Linked DNA regions of Homo sapiens: region 1 is linked to region 2. A link is a loop called in an ENCODE intact Hi-C map of the cell type or tissue named here. Cell type or tissue: endothelial cell of umbilical vein. All regions are shown on one strand. Links, peaks and the distances in the headings refer to the core of each region. The heading gives the core; the rest is flanking DNA.

Region 1 (8,000 bases), core at 1-8,000, 210 kb after region 2:
ATTTCAGAGCCTGTTATTGGTCTATTCAGAGATTCAACTTCTTCCTCGTTTAGTCTTGGGAGGGTGTATGTGTCCAGGAATTTATCCATTTCTTCTAGATTTTCTAGTTTATTTGCATAGAGGTGTTTATAGTATTCTGATGGTAGTTTGTATTTCTGTGGGATTGGTGGTGATATCCCCTTTATCATTTTTTTTGCGTCTATTTGATTCTGCTCTCTTTTCTTCTTTATTACTCTTGCTAGTGGTCTATCAATTTTGTTGATCTTTTACAAAAACCAGCTCCTGGATTCACTGATTTTTTGAAGGGTTTTTTGTGTCTCTATTTCCTTCAGTTCTGCTCTGACCTTAGTTATTTCTTACCTTCTGCTAGCTTTTGAATGTGTTTGCTCTTGCTTCTCTAGTTCTTTTAATTGTGATGTTAGGGTGTCCATTTTAGATCTTTCCTGCTTTCTCTTGTGGGCATTTAGTGCTATAAATTGCCCTCTACACACTGCTTTGAATGTGTCTCAGAGATTCTGGTATGTTGTGTCTTTGGTCTCGTTGGTTTCAAAGAACATCTTTATTTCTGCCTTCATTTCGTTATGTACCCAGTAGTCATTCAGGAGGAGGTTGTTCAGTTTCCATGTAGTTGAGCGGTTTTGAGTGAGTTTCTTAATCCTGAGTTCTAGTTTGATTGCACTGGGGTCTGAAAGACCGTTTGCTATAATTTCTGTTCTTTTACATTTGCTGAGGAGAGCTTTACTTCCAACTATGTGGTCAATTTTGGAATAGGTGTGGTGTGGTGCTGAAAAGAATGTATACTCTGTTGATTTGGGGTGGAGAGTTCTGTAGATGTCTATTAGGTCTGCTTGGTGCAGAGCTGAGTTCAATTCCTGGATATCCTTGTTAACTTTCTGTCTTGTTGATCTGTCTAATGTTGACAGTGGGGTGTTAAAGTCTCCCATTATTATTGTGTGGGAGTCTAAGTCTCTTTTTAGGTCTCTAAGGACTTGTTTTATGAATCTGGGTGCTCCTGTATTGGGTGCATATATATTTAGGATAGTTAGCTCTTCTTGTTGAATTGATCCCTTTACCATTATGTAATGGCCTTGTCTCTTTTGATCTTTGTTGGTTTAAAGTCTGTTTTATCAGAGACTAGGATTACAACCTCTGCCTTTTTTTGTTTTCCATTTGCTTGGTAGATCTTCCTCCATCCCTTTATTTTCAGCCTATGTGTGTCTCTCCACGTGAGATGGGTTTCCTGAATACAGCACACTGATGGGTCTTGACTCTTTATCCAATTTGCCAGTCTGTGTCTTTTAATTGGAGCAGTTAGCCCATTTACATTTAAGGTTAATATTGTTATGTGTGAATTTGATCCTGTCATGATGACATTAGCTGGTTATTTTGCTCGTTAGTTGATGCAGTTTCTTCCTAGCCTTGATGGTCTTTACAATTTGGCATGTTTTTGCAGTGGCTGGTACCGGTTGTTCCTTTCCATGTTTAGTGCTTCCTTCAGGAGCTCTTTTAGGGCAGGCCTGGTGGTGACAAAATCTCTCAGCATTTGCTTGTCTGTGAAGGATTTTATTTCTCCTTCACTTACGAAGCTTAGTTTGGCTGGATATGAAATTCTGGGTTGAAAATTCTTCTCTTTAAGAATGTTGAATATTGGCCCCCACTCTCTTCTGGCTTGTAGAGTTTCTGCCAAGAGATCTGCTGTTAGTCTGATGGGGTTCCGTTTGTGGGTAACCCGACCTTTCTCTCTGGCTGCCCTTAACATTTTTTCCTTCATTTCAGCTTTAGTGAATCTGACAATTATGTGTCTTGGAGTTGCTCTTCTCGAGGAGTATCTTTGTGGCATTCTCTGTTTTTCTGAATTTGAATGTTGGCCTGACTTGCTAGATTGGGGAAGTTCTCCTGGATAATATCCTGCAGAGTGTTTTCCAACTTGGTTCCATTCTCCCCGTCACTTTCAGGTACACCAATCAGATGTAGATTTGGTCTTTTCACATAGTCCCATATTTCTTGGAGGCTTTGTTCATTTCTTTTTATTCTTTTTTCTCTAAACTTCTCTTCTCACTTCATTTCATTCATTTGATCTTCCATCACTGATACCCTTTCTTCCAGTTGATCAAATCAGCTACTGAGGCTTGAACATTCATCACGTAGTTCTCGTGCCATGGTTTTCAGCTCCATCAGGTCGTTAAAGGACTTGTCTGCATTGGTTATTCTAGTTAGCCATTTGTCTAATTTTTTTTCAAGGTTTTTAACTTCTTTGCCATGGGTTCAAACTTCCTCCTTTAGCCCGGAGTAGTTTGATCGTCTGAAGCCCTTTTTTCTCAACTCGTCAATGTCATTCTCCATCCAGTTTGTTCTGTTGCTGGTGAGGAGCTGCGTTCCTTTGGAGGAGGAGAGGTGCTCTGACTTTTAGAGTTTCCAGTTTTTCTGCTCTGTTTTTTCCCCATCTTTGTGGTTTTATCTACCTTTGGTCTTTGATGATGGTGACGTACAGATGGGGTTTTGGTGTGGATGTCCTTTCTGCTTGTTAGTTTTCCTTCTAACAGTCAGGACCCTCAGCAACAGGTCTGTTGAAGTTTGCTGGAGGTCCCCTCCAGACCGTTTGCCTGGCTATCAGCTCAGAGACTGCAGAACAGTGGATATTGGTGAATAGCAAATGTTGCTAGCTGATCGTTCCTCTGGGAGTTTTGTCTCAGAGGTGCACCTGGCTCTGTGAGGTGTCAGTCTGCCCCTACTGGGGGGTGCCTCACAGTTAGGCTACTCGGCATCAGGGACCCACTTGAGGAGGCAGTCTGTCTGTTCTCAGATCTCCAGCTGCGTGCTGGGAGAACCACTATTCTCTTCAAAGCTGTCAGACAGGGACATTTAAGTCTGCAGAGGTTTCTGCTGCCTTTTGTTTGGCTATGCCGTGCCCCCAGAGGTGAAGTCTACAGAGGCCGGCAGGCCTCCTTGAGCTGTGGTGGGCTCCACCCAGTTTGATCTTCCCAGCCGCTTTGTTTACCTACTCAAGCCTCAGCAATGGCGGGCGCCCCTCCCCCAGCCTGGCTGCCGCCTTGCAGTTTGATCTCAGACTGCTGTGCTAGCAATGGGCGAGGCTCTGTGGGCGTCGGACCCTCCGAGCCAGGCGCAGGATATAATCTCCTGGTGTGCTGTTTGCTAAGACCATTGGAAAAGTGCAGTATTAGGGTGGGAGTGACCCGATTTTCCAGGTGCCGTCTGTCACCCCTTTCTGTGACTAAGAAAGGGAATTCCCTGACCCCTTGTGCTTCCCAGGTGAGGCGATGCCTCACCCTGCTTTGGCTCATGCTCAGTGCGCTGCACCCACTGTCCTGCACCCACTGTCCGACACTCCCCAGTGAGATGAACCTGGTACCTCAGTTGGAAATGCATAAATCACCTGTCTTCTGCATTGCTCACGCTGGGAGCTGCAGACTGGAGCTGTTCCTATTCGGCCATCTTGGCTCCACCTAGTTTTTTGTATTTTTAGTAGAGACGGGGTTTCACCGTGTTAGCCAGGATGATCTCGATCTCCTGATCTCGTGATCTGCCTACCTCAGCCTCCCAGAGTGCTGGGATTACAGGCGTGAGCCACTGCGCCCGGCTTAGAAACATTTTTTAATGGTAACCCCTACTGCATGTCTGAGAATGTTCATTTTCCTTTTGATGAATATGATAACTTTGAATCTTAGAATTCAATCAATGAAAACAGTAGAAAAAGTTACGTGTTCCTAGTACATTTTCCAAGTATCAGCTAGAAGAGCTGGAAAACAATATATTAATTTAGGCATTCTTTATTGTTAAACAGATTACATTATTAAACTTAATGTCAGCTATACTCCAAATGTCCAGAAGCGAAACTATTATTATTATTATTTGAGATGGAGTCTTGCTCTGTCACCCAGGCTGGAGTGCAGTGGCATGATCTTGGCTCTCTGCAACCTCTGCCCCCCAGGTTCAAGTGAGTCTTCTGCCTCAGCTTCCTAAGTAGCTGTGACTACAGGCGCATGCCACCGGCGAATTTTTGTATTTTTAGTAGAGATGGGGTTTCACCATATTGGCTAGGCTGGTCTTGAACTCCAGATCTTGTGATCTGCCAGCCTTGGCCTCCCAAAGTGCTGGGATTACAGGCGTGAGCCACCACTCCTGGGCACGAAACTATTATTAAACCTCAGGTAACTACTCACTGATTTCTAGCCACGGTACACTTATTTGCAACAGTTGTATACTGAAGTCTGTTCATTTTGTCTTTCATCCAAATGTTTACTGAATTTCCTGTCTTTTTGGGTTGTCAATTTGACTATTAAATTAGGTTATTTAGTGAGAGTTTATTAAAAGACATCTTGTCATTGGGGGTTAGCTGACTCCTCTTCCCTACTCTGTCTCTAGAAGCCTTTAACTTGCCTTTGATAACTACCAAAAATAGCCCTGGGAAAACACACACACACACACACACACACACACACACACATGTCTGTAGGTGGATAAGCCACATGAGGGCCATGCTTCCTAATCCTACTATGGAAGCCCAGTGTGTAACCTATTAAAAATTTTAATTTCAGTTGAAAACTCAACAGAAAAGCAAAATTATACTTCATCATAAATTATTTTTGTATGGTAAGCAAAGAAACAAAAATAAATGAAAATCATAATCAGTTGCATACAAATTATTTCACTTTTCAGTGAAATAATGATATATGAATGCATTACAGTATTTTAGAAATACATTTTATTGCCAAAACAATCACAAATAAATATTATACTGGTAGTATGATAAAGCAGCAGTAAAAATGTTGTAGATGGATGTGGTACACATTACCATTTGAGACCCACTGATCAAGTGTCACTACTATTATTTCAGTTTTCTCTGCAACATCTCCTCCTAGTGGACATGCAGTCTGTGCTTGAACATATTCATCTATATCTCACCAGGTTGTCAATTCTACTGACAGATAGTGTCAATGTTATAGAAATAATGAAGCATGAGTTTAGAGGGGACCTAGTTATGAGTTTAGAGAAGGAATAGAACCAAACTTAACATCTACAAGGATATTTCTTGATAACTTTCAAATTTCTGACTGGTAATTAGTGGCAACTCTCAGGTTGTCAGCAAGTGATTATACATTGACACAAGTGATATGTAAAACAGTTATGTATTGTGTGAATGTCAAAACAAAGTAAGATTCTTAGTGAGAGGTCAGGTTTAAACTGGAATAAACCTGCCCTATAGATCTCAGGCAGGAAAAAGTAATTAGGAGTTATAGATAGGCTTGTCTTGACCAGACCAGCTTTTAGAAAGGAGGGTCAAAAGGAAGCCAGATTCCTCAAAATATAATAAAACAGTCTGCCAACTAAATAAAAGGATTTATAGTTAAAGACCATAAATCCTGTCCCTATCATCCAGTGTTCTTCCTTTCTTTAGATAGAATTAAATTCATCTTCTACTTTGGATATCAGGAGAAACACCCCTAAGGGATTACATCTTGATTGATGGGGAGGTAACTCTCATCTGAAGAATGCATTTGAAAGGAAACCTAAGAATAACTTTGATTAGACAATTCTGATATTTGGAAATATTATAAGCTTGTCCCAGATCATAAGTAGAATAAATGGCAGAACTGGGATTCAAACCCAGTTTCCTGAAGCTAAAGACTAAGTATGTGGGCTGAGGGTGGTGGCTCAAGCCTGTAATCCCAGGACTTTGGGAGGCCGAGGCGGGTGGATCATGAGGTCAGGAGATCGAGACCATCCTGTGAATTGTGAAACCCCATCTCTACTAAAAATACAAAAAATTAGCTGGGCGTGGTGGTGGGCGCCTGTAGTCCCAGCTACTCGGGAGGCTGAGGCAGGAGAATGGCGTGAACCCAGGAGGCGGAGCTTGCAGTGAACCGAGATTGTGCCACTGCACTCCAGCCTGGGTGACAGAGCCAGACTCCTTCTCAAAAAAAAAAAAAAAAAAAGACTATGTGTATGTATATGTGTGTATGTGTTTTTTTTTTTTTTGTTTTCTAGTGTGGTATACTGCCTCCTTGGGAAATAAATATCAAATAAATATACTTATTTTGTAGTTGGGATAAAAGCACTTTTAAACATGGCTTAAATTATAAACATACATGTAAGGAATAGGATCTTCTGGACAGACTATTCTACTGGGATCTGCATCATGATCACATTCATGTTCTGCCTATATTCACAGGAATGCTTCAAACTAAAATTTTATGGAAATTACTTTAGCACATACCATTTTATATTAATATGAGAATGACTGCTATCTTAAAATATATGAACATGACATTTTAAAAGGTAAGGTTTTATAGCTCTAAAACAAATACAAAACTCAACTTGATATTTGTATATCTCTATGTGATTTTCTAACTTGTTTTGCTTAATTTCTCATATACAAAAGTTTGTTTACACGAAGAGTTCAAACTATCACTATAACGACATAACAAGGAAATAAACCATCAGTCACATATTATCTTTTTTTTTTTCCTTTGAGTCAAGATCTCACTCTGTCACCCAGGCTGGAGTATAGTGGTGCAATTGTGGCTCACTGTAGCCTTGAACTCTTGGGCTCAGTGATCCTCCCACCTCACCCTCTTAAGTAGCTGGAACTATAAGTGTAAAGCCACCAAACCTGGCTAATTTTGTCTATTTTTTGTAGAGATGGGGTCTTTCTATGTTGCGTAGGCTGGTCTTGAACTCCTGGACTCAAGAGATTCTCCCACCTCAGCCTCTCAAAGTGCTGGGATTACAGATGTGAGCCACCACACCTGGCCACATATTATCTTTAAGAATTAAACAATTTAGTATTCTTCTAACATCCTTTTCTATACATAAGTCACTATAGATTTACTTTTCATTTATTTTTACTGTTTTCATTTGGTAAATAAAATGTTATATTTCCTAACATGGCTTACAGTGTTAACTTGGGTTTAATGTATACAGCAATTCCCAAAGAGCAGGACACAATAATTACATAAAGAAATGTAAAATAAATGGCTAAACCTAATTATTTGACCATATTAAGCTTTATACAGAAGAATATTCTGACACCAAAAGCAGCTGTATGCTAAAGTTAATCAAGCCACAATAAACCAAATTAGACGTGATAAAATCTGGAAGTATGCATATGGCATTGGGTAGCTACTTAAAGATTTATCAAAAGGTATTTTTTTCTCTTTATTTGGATTAAGGACAAAAGAAAATAATTCACAGGTTTACACAGCAGTAAACCTTAGCAGTTGAAAATTTAGGTATGAAATATATATTGTCAATAGCTGTGAGATGCTATCAACCACCTCTATACAAATTATATTTTCATGTGGTTTTTGACATAGTCCTTTTTTCATAAAGGAACTAAACACAGTATATGAAAAATGTTTTTTGAATGTCAAACGTGCTCTATCAATAACTTTTCCTCCACCTCCATTTAAGATGCTTTTACTATGACTTGGTTAAGATTACCTTAAGGTGTTTCCAACTACATTATTTATATTTCCAACTTAAAGAACTATATGTATATATATATGTATATATATACAAACATTGTTTTTAGACATTGCTTTTAGACTTTTTATATTGTAGAAATTAAGATAAATGAGGATGATTATTAGGAGAATAAACCTTGGTGGGAGAGAAACCACCTTTAAACAGCCTCTATCTTCCTACTGCTTGATGTGAAAGTTAAAAAAAAATACAGAGGCTATTACTTTAGGTCAGGGACAATGGTCTTGTTCATCTTTGTTTACCTACTGTGTTTTTAAGGTCTTTATTTACACTGTCATGCTTATACTGATTTATGTTCTACGAAAGGCACTGTCAGACTGCTGGTAGGAGTGTAAACTGGTAAAATTTGACGTGAGAACAAAGTCTTAAAAATGTCGGCTAGGGGTAGTGGCTCATGCGTGTAATCCCAGCACTTTGGGAGGCCAAGGCAGGTGGATCACTTGAGGTCAGGAGTTGAAGACCAGCCTGACAAACATGGTGAGACCACGTCTCTACTA
Region 2 (12,267 bases), core at 1,826-9,825:
TTCATCACAGCCTATAGGCTCACTCCATTGCCTCCTGTTCCCTTCCCCATTTATCCTTTCCTGGTGCCCCACCCCAACCCCTGGCATTAAATCTCTTGCACATCTAGTTCCCTCTTGGCATCTGCTTCTCTTCTCAGAGGACCTGAATTAATGGAGTCTCCTATTAGTTTGTACTTATTTATGTGTAATGAATTCAGATCAGTGCAAACAATGTAAGTACCTGCCACATATCAGACACCAATAGGTAACAAAGATACAAGAATAAACAACAGTCTTTGCCCTCAAGAAACTTAGAGTCTAACAACTATGCCCTGTGAGCCAAATCCCACCACTTGCTTTATTAGATGTAAAGTCTTACTGGTGGAACACAGCCATGTCCATTCATTGACACACCGTGTATGGCTGCTTTCTCCCTACAACTGCAGTTAAGCAATTCTGACAGAGGTTATATGACCTGCAAATATTCACTATCTGGCCCTTTTCAGATCAAGTTTGTTGACCTGGGTCTGGTGGATACAGAGATAAAGGAACACTTATTTGCTTGTTGTATAGCCTTCACCAGGGTAAAAAGTCTGTCTGTCATGTTCCCACTGTATCCCCAACAACTGGCTCATTCAATTTGAGCGCAAGTTACAGTAGACTTGGTAAATACCTTGTATTAGTCCGTTTTCACACTGGTATAAAGAACTACCTGAGACTGGGTAGTTTATAAAGAAAAGAGATTTAATTTACTCACAGTTCCACATGGCTGGGGAGGCCTCGGGAAACTTAAAATCATGGCAGAAGGCAAAGGAGAAGCAAGCACCTTCTTCACAAGGTGGCAGGAGAGAAAGAAAGAGCGCAAAGGGGAAAGTGCCACACTTTTAAACCATCAGATCTCGTGATAACTCACTATCACAAGAACAGAAAGGGGGAAATCCTCCCCCATGATCCAATCACTTCCCACCAGGTCCCTCCCCTGACATGTGGGGATTACAATTCATCATGAGATTTGGGTGGGGACACAGAGGCAAATCATGTCATACCTACATCTATTCTTGGTGACCAGTATATCCTAAAAACAGAAATGTTAGCAGTCTTACTTTGTAGATGAGGTCACAGAGATTCAGAGAGTGTCAGCATTTTGCTTAAGATCACATGAATGGTAGTAACTGAAAGCTGAGATTAGACCCCAGGCCTGCCTCATTCTAAACCTGTGTTTGTTATAGTCCTTCCATACTAAGCTCACATTATACTTAACTGCAGTTCACCTGATATGGGGAGGACTGAGCGACCTTAACTGGGGAACAGAGGTAGGGTGATTATTGTTTAACTCCTTCACAGTAAGAAAGGGAACTCACTGACTAACCTTTGAACTTCTTTGTCAATAAATACTGGGCATTATGCTGGGTGTTGAGGACACAGAGATAAAAGGCAAATTCTTTCACAGCCTTATCTCCCACAACTGCCTGTGTAATAATACCTAACTTGTTTACTGGGTTCCCGCGCCCTTGATCACCCTGACCAACCTGTCTCCCTTCCTTCCCTGACACACACCTGTTGATGCATCAAGACTCAAGTGTCACCTCTACAGCAAACTATTCTCTGACTGATTCAAGCAGAGTTAATTCCTCAGCCCTCCTATAACAATGAATTCACATACATTGCAGCATGTGAAACAATAAATTCGAATTTATCTGTTTGTCTTTCTAACTAAACTATAGATAGGGGCATGCATCAAAAGTGTTTAGCACCATGCCTGGCATACAACAGGAACTCCATGATGCCTGAGAAAGGAGAGGAGGAGGAGCGGGGGGCACTGGAAGAAGCAGCATATGTGAGGATCTAATTAACAGAGACCCAAAAACACAAAACTGAGCTAAGAAGCCGGAAAAGAAGTGTTAATCAAGTGACTGGGGAAATGCTGACTGGGCACTAGCTGCATAAAATGCTTAAGCTGACTGTGCTTCCTTATGTTCACAGGAAACATTTGGTGGGCCTCTCCCATTCCTAGTTTGAGAGCTTGTCAACTCCACAAATTCAGGGAATAGTATACCCCAGCTTTCAACAACTTTTATAAATCTAGTCTTAACAACCAACATCTCAAGGCAAGTTACCACTCTTCTCAGCAAGTTATAGTTTAGAACTGATTAATGCCTATATGATATTTATTATTTTGTTTCTAGGTCAATAATATCTGAGAACTACTCTTGTTCAATCCCTGTTCTCTCCAAAAGAGTGTTCTCTTCTGTGTAAATTGGGAGCTTTCAGTCAGCCGTGCTCCTTTCATATTTCTGGAGTCCTTTATTCCATTTCCCATTTAAACTCATTTATGCCTCCTGTTCCATTATTGGAACGCTAAGCATGTGGGAGTCATCTCTATCCTACTGCTCAAGGTCACCACCAAGGTCTGATTGCAAAAATTCAAAAAATTGCAAACTCAGGAATAAAGAGGTTAAGGACACTAGTGGATAATAACTAGGCATCATGAATTCTCAGCAAAGAAACCTGGGTAAGGATATTAAAAAAAAAAAAATTTCAAGGCCAGTTGGTAAGACCAAGTGTTTAAAACAAATAAATATAAAGGAAAAGGATAAAGAAATCAGCAGGAACTATGACCCCAAATGAAGGATCAGGATAGAAGAATAAGCCAAGGATTTGAAATTATCATGAGTTAATCACCAAAAAGCCTAAAAAAGGACATTATAAAACAAAAGTCTATCAATAACCAGGAATTACCTTTTATGACTCAGGGCAATATATTTCAACATTCTATTTAACACACCTACATGTACTAGTTCTTTTGCAAAGATGGCAGTGATAACATAACCCCAGAATCAGTTTGACTTATCAGCTTAATACATAACTTTGAACCTTGGGTCCACATATAACTGGCCTACTACTTATACTTGGTAGACTCTGCTCCTGTGCTTCAGTGCCTACAAAGGATCCTGAACTCAAATCCATCCCCCATATGTGTGATTGCTACAGATCAATATGATCTGTTGCTTTGCTTTCACATACACCTAATAATCTGTTGCAGTCACAAACACATAATAGTCATTGTGCTATTTCCTAGGCCCAAAAAGCTGCCCCAGTCTTGCTCACTCTACAGCCATTGCTTGTTATATCCATCTGGGTTCTTAGTTGCAACTGTAAGGAACAGAAACAAATTCTGGCTGATTTAACCATAAAGGAATTTGGAGATACCAAATAGAACACAAAATCAATTGGACAGCTGGAGAAACAAGATGGGGGTGGCGGATAAGACAAAGGAGGAAAAGGAGGCCACCCAGCACACACAGAAGGAAGCACAAGTGAGTTCATGCTCCAGGAACAATCTGGTCCTAAAGCCACTGCCAGTAGCTCTGGATGCCTCTGTGTACTTCTGTCCTTGCTCCTGCAGTCCACCACGTCTGTCACAGGAGGATTCTAAGCTGTCCCTTCCCCTTTGCATGCCTCATTCAAGATTCAAAGTCCTAAGGAGGAACATACAAATGACCAAGGAGAAGACATGCCTGAGCCCTCACTGCCAGGGGTAGGAAGCAGGAGTGTCTCACCCCTGTCGGTTTCCACTGTAGGGCACAGGGCCCTGCCTCCCACCAACACCCACACAAATGAGGATTCCTACAAAATAGAAAAGGAGTTTGGCAAGAAACAGAAATAGAAAAGAAATGCCTGGCAGCAACCAAGTTGTCCCTATGTATATTTTCATCATTATCCCACAACAACCTGGGCATTCATTCTTGACCTTTGTGGGAGATGTGGGTACAGACTCTGAGACAGTCACCCAGCTCCAGGGACTCCAAAATCCTTGAGAGATTACCTAGGAACAAACCCATCACAAAGACTTAGACACCCACTAAACACTGCAGGTATGTTTGAAGAACTGTTCATTGGCTTGAAAACAGTTACAGTTACATTCCAAGCCTCTGTAAGCAGATGCTAAACATTAACAAAGATTCTAAATGTAACTAGCAATTTCAGATTAATGAACAATATGTTTAAAACTTTGTTCAAAAATAATCAGACTTCAAACAAAGCTTACGGACTACATACAGAGCAGTTACAGGGTCTAGCCTGAAATTTGCCTATAAAACACAGGCCCTTCCTTCCTTTTCAGCCCCACGGCTAGCATTCTCATCTAGGCAATATCGCTTTCACCAGTTACCTTAAACGCCTCACCAGCTTCTCTGCCTTACAATCTATTCTGTCCCTATTATTCAATTAACTCTGTTCTAGAACAAAGACTCCATCACTGCTCAAAACACTAACAGTAGCTGCCTTCTCTGTTTCTTTTTTCTTTTTTTTTTTTTTGTTTTTTGTTTTTTTGTTTTTTGTTTTGAGAGGGAGTCTTGCTCTGTTGCCCAGGCCTGGAATGCACTGGCACAATCTCGGCTCACTGCAAGCTCTGCTTCCTGGGTTCATGCCATTCTCCTGCCTCAGCCTCCCGAGTAGCTGGGACTACAGGCACCTGCCACCACGCCCAGCTACAATTTTTTTGTATTTTTAGTAAAGACGGGATTTCACTGTGTTAGCCAGGATGGTCTCGATCTCCTGACCTCGTGATCTGCCCACCTCAGCCACCCAAAGTGCTGCGACTACAGGCGTCAGCCACTGTGCCCGGCCTTTTTTTTTTTTTTCTTCTTTAAGAGACAGGGTCTCACTATGTTCCCCAGGCTGGCCTTAAAAATCCTGTAGCACACCAACACGGCACATGTATACATATGTAACAAACCTGCACGTTGTACACATGTACTCTAGAACTTAAAGTATAATAATGAAAAAAAAAAATCCTGAGCTTAAGGAATCCTCTGGCTTCAGCCTCCTAAGTAGCTAAGACTACAGGCGCATGGCACTATGCCTCGCTTTAATAACTTCTCCTTTTGAAATAAAACCCTACTCCATAGTCAGAAATGTAAGAAATTCCACCAAATGTATCCCTCATGATTTCCTGACCTAAGATTTCTGTTCCAGCCGGGTCATCCTCCTCCCTTTTCTCCCAGGAAGCTTATTTGTGTGTTTTTGACTGACAGCCTTGATCTTGCCATCTTTCCTTTTCCTTCCCATCCCTTCTTTTTATCCAGATCCTGCACTGTTTAGCCGACCCAGGCTGAAGTCCTGCTCCTCCTCCGTCTCCTTCCCCTTCTCCTTCTCCTCCCCATCCCCCTCCCGTTCCATAAGGTTCCAAACACTCCAGTCCACACCAACTGGATCACAGACACAATTCCTACAATGGCCAGGCAGATAACATAATCATGATACAGTCTGGTATAATATTATAGGGAAATGGTGGGGAATGTGGCCACTGGAGTGAGTTTGCCCCATCTAAAGACTTTCCGGTTCATAATGTATTAAGACACTGTGCTAGAAGTTAATAATGTTAAGTGTCTATGAGAAAGAGAACTGAGTGGCTGGGGGAGGGATATGTGAGGAAGGCTTTTCATTGCATATGCCCTTTTGCACTTTGTAAATTTCGAACCACATAAATGTATTATCTTCACAAAATATACAAAATTTAAAAATAAAAAGGAGATAGAAAAAACTTGATGACTAAACCACAATACTGGTCAAACAAAATAGATATGTCAACCCAATGACTGCCAGTGTAACTGATTATTTGTTATGGGTTATTTTAGGTAATTAATTAAATACTGTCTTGATTCTGCTAAGTAGCAGAATCTTTTTCATACAGACACACACACACACACACACACACACACACACTCTCTCTCTCTCTCTCTCTCTCTCTCTCTCTCTCTCAAAAGAGATTATAAAGTCAGGCAGATAAAGAATCACATTATATTTCCTTTTTAGATCCTTCACTGCCACGGATTGGAAAACATGTGATAGGTACTCCATACCTGGAAACATAAAAGTTTAGAACTAAAAAGGATCTTAAAGATCTAGTCCTCCCTGTCATTTTTTTCTTTTTTATTTTTTCTTTTTTTTATGAGACAAGGTCTCTCTCTGTCACCCAGGCTGAAGTACAGTGGCATGATCATGGCTCACTGCACCCTTGAACTCTGGGACTCAAGCTATCTGCCCCACTCAGCCTCTGGAGTAGCTTGGTCTATGGTACATGCCACCACTTCACCTAACTAAACTTTTAACTTTTTGTAAAGACAGGGTATCACTTTGTTGCCCTGTCAGTTTATATTTGAGAAAACCAATGCCCAGTAAGGCTAAGAACTTATCCAACTAATCACAGGACAACAACCCATGACGATGAAATGAGTAAAAACAAAAGAAAAATAAAATCACACTAACAAGTTTTGTGCTTTCCTAGAAAAACAAAAGATGTCCACTAGAGGGAGGAAGTAGTCCATTAATTTAAAGGTGAGGTATCTAAAACGGGTCCAAAAGACCTATTGGGTAGTGATGAAAGAATTTTTCCCAGGGCCACAGAAAATGACTTAAGGGCCACCTCCCTCAAACAACTTAAATTTGAGTTTCTTTCACTGGAGGTACAAATACAGGTTTTGCAAATCTCTAGCTTAAGAAAGTTATTAGCATATGGTAAAATAAAATTTTTTTTTTTGGTGTATAGCCCTATCAAGTTTAACACATGTATACACTTGTGTATCTACCACCAAAATCAAGAAACAGAACTATTCCATTACTCCCGAAAACGCTCCTTCCTGCTCTCCCTTTACAGTCGCACCCTTCTGCCACCCAGCGGTGCTACATTGTATGGATGTACAATAGTTATCCATTCACCCATGGAAGAATGTTTAGGTTATTTCCAGTTACTGGCAATCTATAAATATTCACTTAACGAGTTTTTGTGTAAACATTGTTTTTGTCTCTCTAGGATAAATACCCAGGAGTAGGAATGCTGAATCATATAGTCAATGTACTTATTAACTTTAAAAGAAACTAACTTTTCCAAAGTGACTAACAATCTAGGTGTCCAACAGCAATGTATAAGATTTCCAGTGACTGCATCCTCACTAGCACTAGATATCATTAGTATTTTTATTTTAAACATACTAATAGATACATAGTTGTATCTCCCTAGGGCTTTAATTTGCATCACCCTAATGTATACTACATCAAACATCTTTTCAAATGCCCATCTGCTAACTGCATACTTTTGGTGATATGTCTTTTCAAGTCTTTTGCTCATTTTTCAATTGGATTGCTTGTTTACTTACTGTTGAGTTGATGAGCTCTTTACATATTCTTGATAGCACTCCACTGTCACATATGTGGTTTGCAAATATTTTCCCCATCTGTAGCTTGTCCTCTCATCCTCTCATCCAATGTCTTTCACAGAGCAAAAATTGTTCATTTTGATGAAATCCAGTTTATCATATTTTTCCTTTATGTTTGGTGCTTTTAGTGTCATGTCTAAAAACTCTTTGCCTAATACCAAAACAAAGATTTTTCTCCTGTTTTTCTAAAAGTTCTGTAGTTTTATATTTAAATCTATGATCCACTTTGAACTAATATTTGTATGAAGTATAAGGTTTATGTTGAGGTTCTTTTTTTATTTTGGCACATGCATGGATGGATGCCCAATTATTCCAACATAATTTGCTGAAAATACTCATCTTTTCCCATTAAATAGAATTTACATCTTTGTAAAAAAATCTATTGGCATATTTATATGTATCTGTTTCTGGACTCTCTATTCTGTACCACTGATCTATATGTCTTTCACTTCACCAACACCATAGTATTAACTTCTATGGCTTTCTATACTAAGCCATAAAACTGGGTAGTATGATTCCTCTGCTTTTTACATTAAGAACTGTGAAAGTAACATTATTCAATAAATCTGGCGATAGCTACATAACAAACTTTAGTTTCAAATTAAAATCAGTATTTTGAAAATAGGCCAGAAAAGCAAGAAAGTATGAGAGAAAAGGAATAGAAAGAAAGAGGAAGAAAAAGAGAAGTTGAAACATGAGAATGACACACACAGAGGTAGAAACAAAAAAGAAAAAAGAGAAGGAAAGAAAAAAAGGAATGAGACAGGCAGGAAATAAAAAGAAAATGGTCCCTACATGTTAGATCTCAATCCCCACCATCTGAGCTGTGAATTTCTACCTGTAAGCCATGAAAACCTTCCCAGTTCAACCACCCACCAGAGCTAGCACCAGTGATGAGAGCAAGTCAGGAGCCATGTATAGGCTCCATGCCAGAGAAACCTTTCCTGCTAAAGGGCTACAACAGGACAAACACTTTTCTCATTAAATAATCCAAAACAATTATCATAATATACATTTTTATTTGTATAGAACCCACTAAGTTAGGTTTAAATAATATTACGTAATTGTTCACATACACAGATGGGCAGAAGCAGTAAGTACAGAATTTCTTTAATTAGAACATTCTTGGTGTTTTGTTTAGACATTTTAAAGGGGAAAGTGTCTGAGGATTAAATATGTACCCTGTCTACCTCATAGAATTGTCGTAAAGATCAGAGGAGATCATAAAGATTAAATGACATCACAGAAGTAGAAATGTTTCATAAACCAAAATTTCTTATAAACATATAAAGTAGTATAATTCAATCTCCTCATCCATTAGAAGTTTAGGGTCATGAAGCTTTAAGACACAGACAACAGCACCTGGTTCAACCATGAGCACCATTTAGTGAAATCTAAAATTGTTTTCACCAGCAGCAAACCCAGAACTCTTTCTAGTAATTGCTGTTGGTTAACAGGAAAGAAGTATAGTGCTGAGTACATCTCTGTAACATCTCATTATTATTATAGGCATTCAGATATTATGAACTTGCTTTCCTTTCTTATACACTAAAATTCACTCCTCCCTTCAATTTTTCTATACTGAACATCTTGAGTCTTTAAAAAAAAATTACAAATTTAAATGCATTCACAGAACAAATATGACATGCATTTCTTAAATCTAGAAATCATTTTTGACATATTCCAAAATAAGGGCTTTACTAATCATCTTTGTTATAAAATTCTCTAACATATATATGCAAATTCCCTCTCTTCAAAATATACAAAAAGAACCCTTATATTTTAGGTAGCTTTCTCTAACAAATAGATAAAGGAAACCACCTCTCTTTTGCTATATTTATATAAGTATTTAGGTTATGTTTCCCTTGCCTTCTTTATTTGAGAAGAACTTCTTGAAGAAGACAGTTCATCATTTAATACGTATTACATGGTACTTAATGCATTGCAAGAACTTTGTGAATATAAACGTGTTGATTACACCAAATGTTTCTTGCTTATTCTGTGTGTTTACTCTTTCATTCACTAATATATTTGATAAACTAAGTCAACCTCATGTTGTGAAAATAGAGGCAGCCTGGCATAGGCTTCAGAGATGAAGACCTCATTTCAAATCCTGACTCTTCTACCACTACCTGGATTACTTTGGACCAGTTAGTTATTTTGGCTTTATTAATTTCCCAATCTTTACAACTAGGATACTACCATTTCCACCTACAGGTGTTGAGTTAAATAATGAATTATGTGATGAGGATGGAACAACATAGAAGCTCTAGAACATTAGTTCCTTCCTTTCCAGCAAGAACCCTTCAATGTCCATTCCATTATTCTCAGAACTACTTACAAAATGTTTCCCTTCAGACCAGCCCACCCAGGCCCCCCACCACCAATGCCAGCACCTGCATATACCACCCAGGGACCTGAGGACCATCACACCTTGCCCACTACCACCACCCAAGGGCACACATACACCACCCAGAGCGGCAGGACCAGCCTGCCTGGCATCTACATCATCAGAAAAGCCTTGCCACAGCCTCTGCCAACAACCTAAGCCATTGAGGAACTCACAGACACCACTGGCATTGATTACAGCCAAAGAAATAATAGAGACTAAATTACTGTGCATACCCAAAATCAAAGGGAAGGCACTCTAACCAGCCAACACTATAGATAGATCTACAGGAAAAAAGTCTTTACCTACAAAAGCCAATCCATAAAACTAGAAGAAGCAACTGTTCCACCAGATACACAGATAACAACATTGAGACATAAAAACAATGAAAAGGCAAGGAAACATGAAACCTCCAAAGAGACGCAATCATTCCCCATTAACATCTCAAAGAAAAGGAAATCAATGAAATGTCTGAAAAAGAATTTCAAATAATGATTTCAAGGAAGCTCAATAAGATACAAAATAACACAGACAGACAATACAAAGAAATAAGGAAAATAGCTTATGATCTGAATTATAATTTTTTTTTTTAAGAGACAAGGTCTCACTATGCTGCCCTAGCTGGACTCAAACTCCCCTACTCAAGCAATACTCTCACCTCCTGGGTAGCTGGGGCTATAGGTACACACCACCACACCCAGCTCTGAATGAGAAATTTAATAAAAAGATAGTTATAATTAAAAAGAACCAAACAGAAATCCTGAAAATTAAGGATTCAGTAAATGAAATAAAAAAGCATACAACCAACATTTCAATAGGCTAGACCAAGCAGAAGAAAAACTTTCTCGATTTGAAGACAGGTCTTTTGAAATAACCCTGTCTGATAAAAATGAAGAAAAAACCAACCCAAATGTCCAACAATTGATAGACTGGATTAAGAAAATGTGGCACATATACACCATGGAATACTATGCAGCCATAAAAAATGATGAGTTCATGTCCTTTGTAGGGACATGGATGAAGCCGGAAACCACCATTCTCAGCAAACTATCGCAAGGACAAAAAACCAAACACCACATGTTCTCACTCATAGGTGGGAATTGAACAATGAGAACGCATGGACACAGGAAGGGGACCATCACACACTGGGGCCTGTTGTGGGGTGCGGGGAGCAGGGAGGGATAGCATTAGGAGATATACCTAATGTTAAATGACGAGTTAATGGGTGCAGCACACCAACATGACACATGTATACATATGTAACAAACCTGCACGTTGTGCACATGCACCCTAAAACTTAAAGTATAATTAAAAAAATAAAAATTAAAAAATAAAGAAAATAAAGAAAGCCTACATGACATATGGGATTACCATTAAGCAAATAAATATGTGTATCTTGAGCATTTCAGAAAGTGAAAGATGGCAAAAGGCATAGAAAACCTATTTAATGAATAAATATAAGCAACGAATTGGAAAACCTAAAGGAAATGGATATATTCATAGACACATGTAACTTACCATGATTGAACCAGAAATAAATAGAAAATCTGTAATAGATCAATAACAAGTAACAAGATTGAATCACTAATAAAAAGTCTCCTAACAAAGAAAAGTCCAGGACTGGACAACTTTACTAATGAATTCTACCACACCTTTGAAGAGGAATTAATATCAATTCTTATCAAATTATTCCAAAAAAATGGAAGAGAAGGAAATTCTTTCTAACTCATTCTATAAGGCCAGCATTACCCTGATACCAAAACCAGACAAAGATACAACAAAAAAAGAAAAAAAGTGGCCAATGTCCCTGATGAACATAGATACAAAAATCCTCAACAAATTACAAGCAAACCAAATCCAACAACACATCAAAAAGGTAATATACAATAATCACATGGGATATAGCTCAAGGATGAAAGGAAGGATCAGTATACACAAATCTGCCAGGCATGGTGGCTCATGCCTATAATCCCAGCACTTTGGGAAGCTGAGGCCAGCAGATTTCTTGAGCTCAGGGGTTCAAGACCAGCCTGGGGAACATGGCAAAACCCTGTCTCTACAAAATTTTTTAAAAAAATTAGCTGAGCATGTGGCGTGCGCTTGTAGTCCCTGCTATGCAGGAGGCTGAGGTGGGAAGATCACTTGAGCCTGGGAGGTTGAGGCTGCAGTGAGCCAAGATCGCACCACTGCACTCCAGCCTGGGTAACAGAGCAAGACCCTGTCTCAAAAAGAAAGAGAGAATGCAGTGAAAGAAATAAAGATTTACTTATATATATATACATCACAACAACAGAATGAAGGACAAAAACCATATGACCACTCAATAGATGCAGAAAAAAAGCATTAGATAAAATTCAACATCCATTCATAACAAAAACTCTCCATAACTTAGGTACAGAAGGAATATAACACAATAAAAGCCATATATGACAAACTCACAGCTAACATCATTGAACAGAGAAAAGCTGCAAGCCTTTCCTCTAAGAATTAGAACAAGATAAGATGCCCAGTTTCACCACTCTTACTGAAAATAGTACTGGAAGTCCTAACTAGAGCAATTAAGCAAGAGAAAGAAATAAACGACATATAAATTGGAAAACAGGAAGTCAAGTACTCCCTTTTCACAAACGACATAAACTTATATAGAGAAAATCCTAAGATGCCACTAAAAAATTCAGAACT

Evidence for each region. Peaks named below come from ENCODE experiments on the same cell type or tissue, not always from the same donor. Only the 100,000 strongest peaks of a DNase experiment are listed, where the experiment ranks them.
Region 1: a loop joins it to region 2, with 6 times the contacts of the local background. A loop is called at or near these places in 16 of 110 quality-filtered maps.

Annotation. Positions count from the first base shown.
Region 1 is chr5:60,878,541-60,886,540 of GRCh38, forward strand. The region is part of intron 11 of ERCC8 (ERCC excision repair 8, CSA ubiquitin ligase complex subunit); the gene reads right to left. Among named protein-coding and RNA genes, the nearest start is that of ERCC8-AS1, 35 kb to the right of the region's middle. In endothelial cell of umbilical vein, for the core only: no CTCF peak of the experiment used is centred there; no DNase peak of the experiment used is centred there.
Region 2 is chr5:60,671,622-60,683,888 of GRCh38, forward strand. All of the region lies in intron 2 of DEPDC1B (DEP domain containing 1B), which reads right to left. Among named protein-coding and RNA genes, the nearest start is that of DEPDC1B, 22 kb to the right of the region's middle. In endothelial cell of umbilical vein, for the core only: CTCF peaks have their summits at 6,251 (motif pointing right) and 6,451; a DNase peak (open chromatin) is centred at 6,280; H3K27ac peaks cover 285 bases.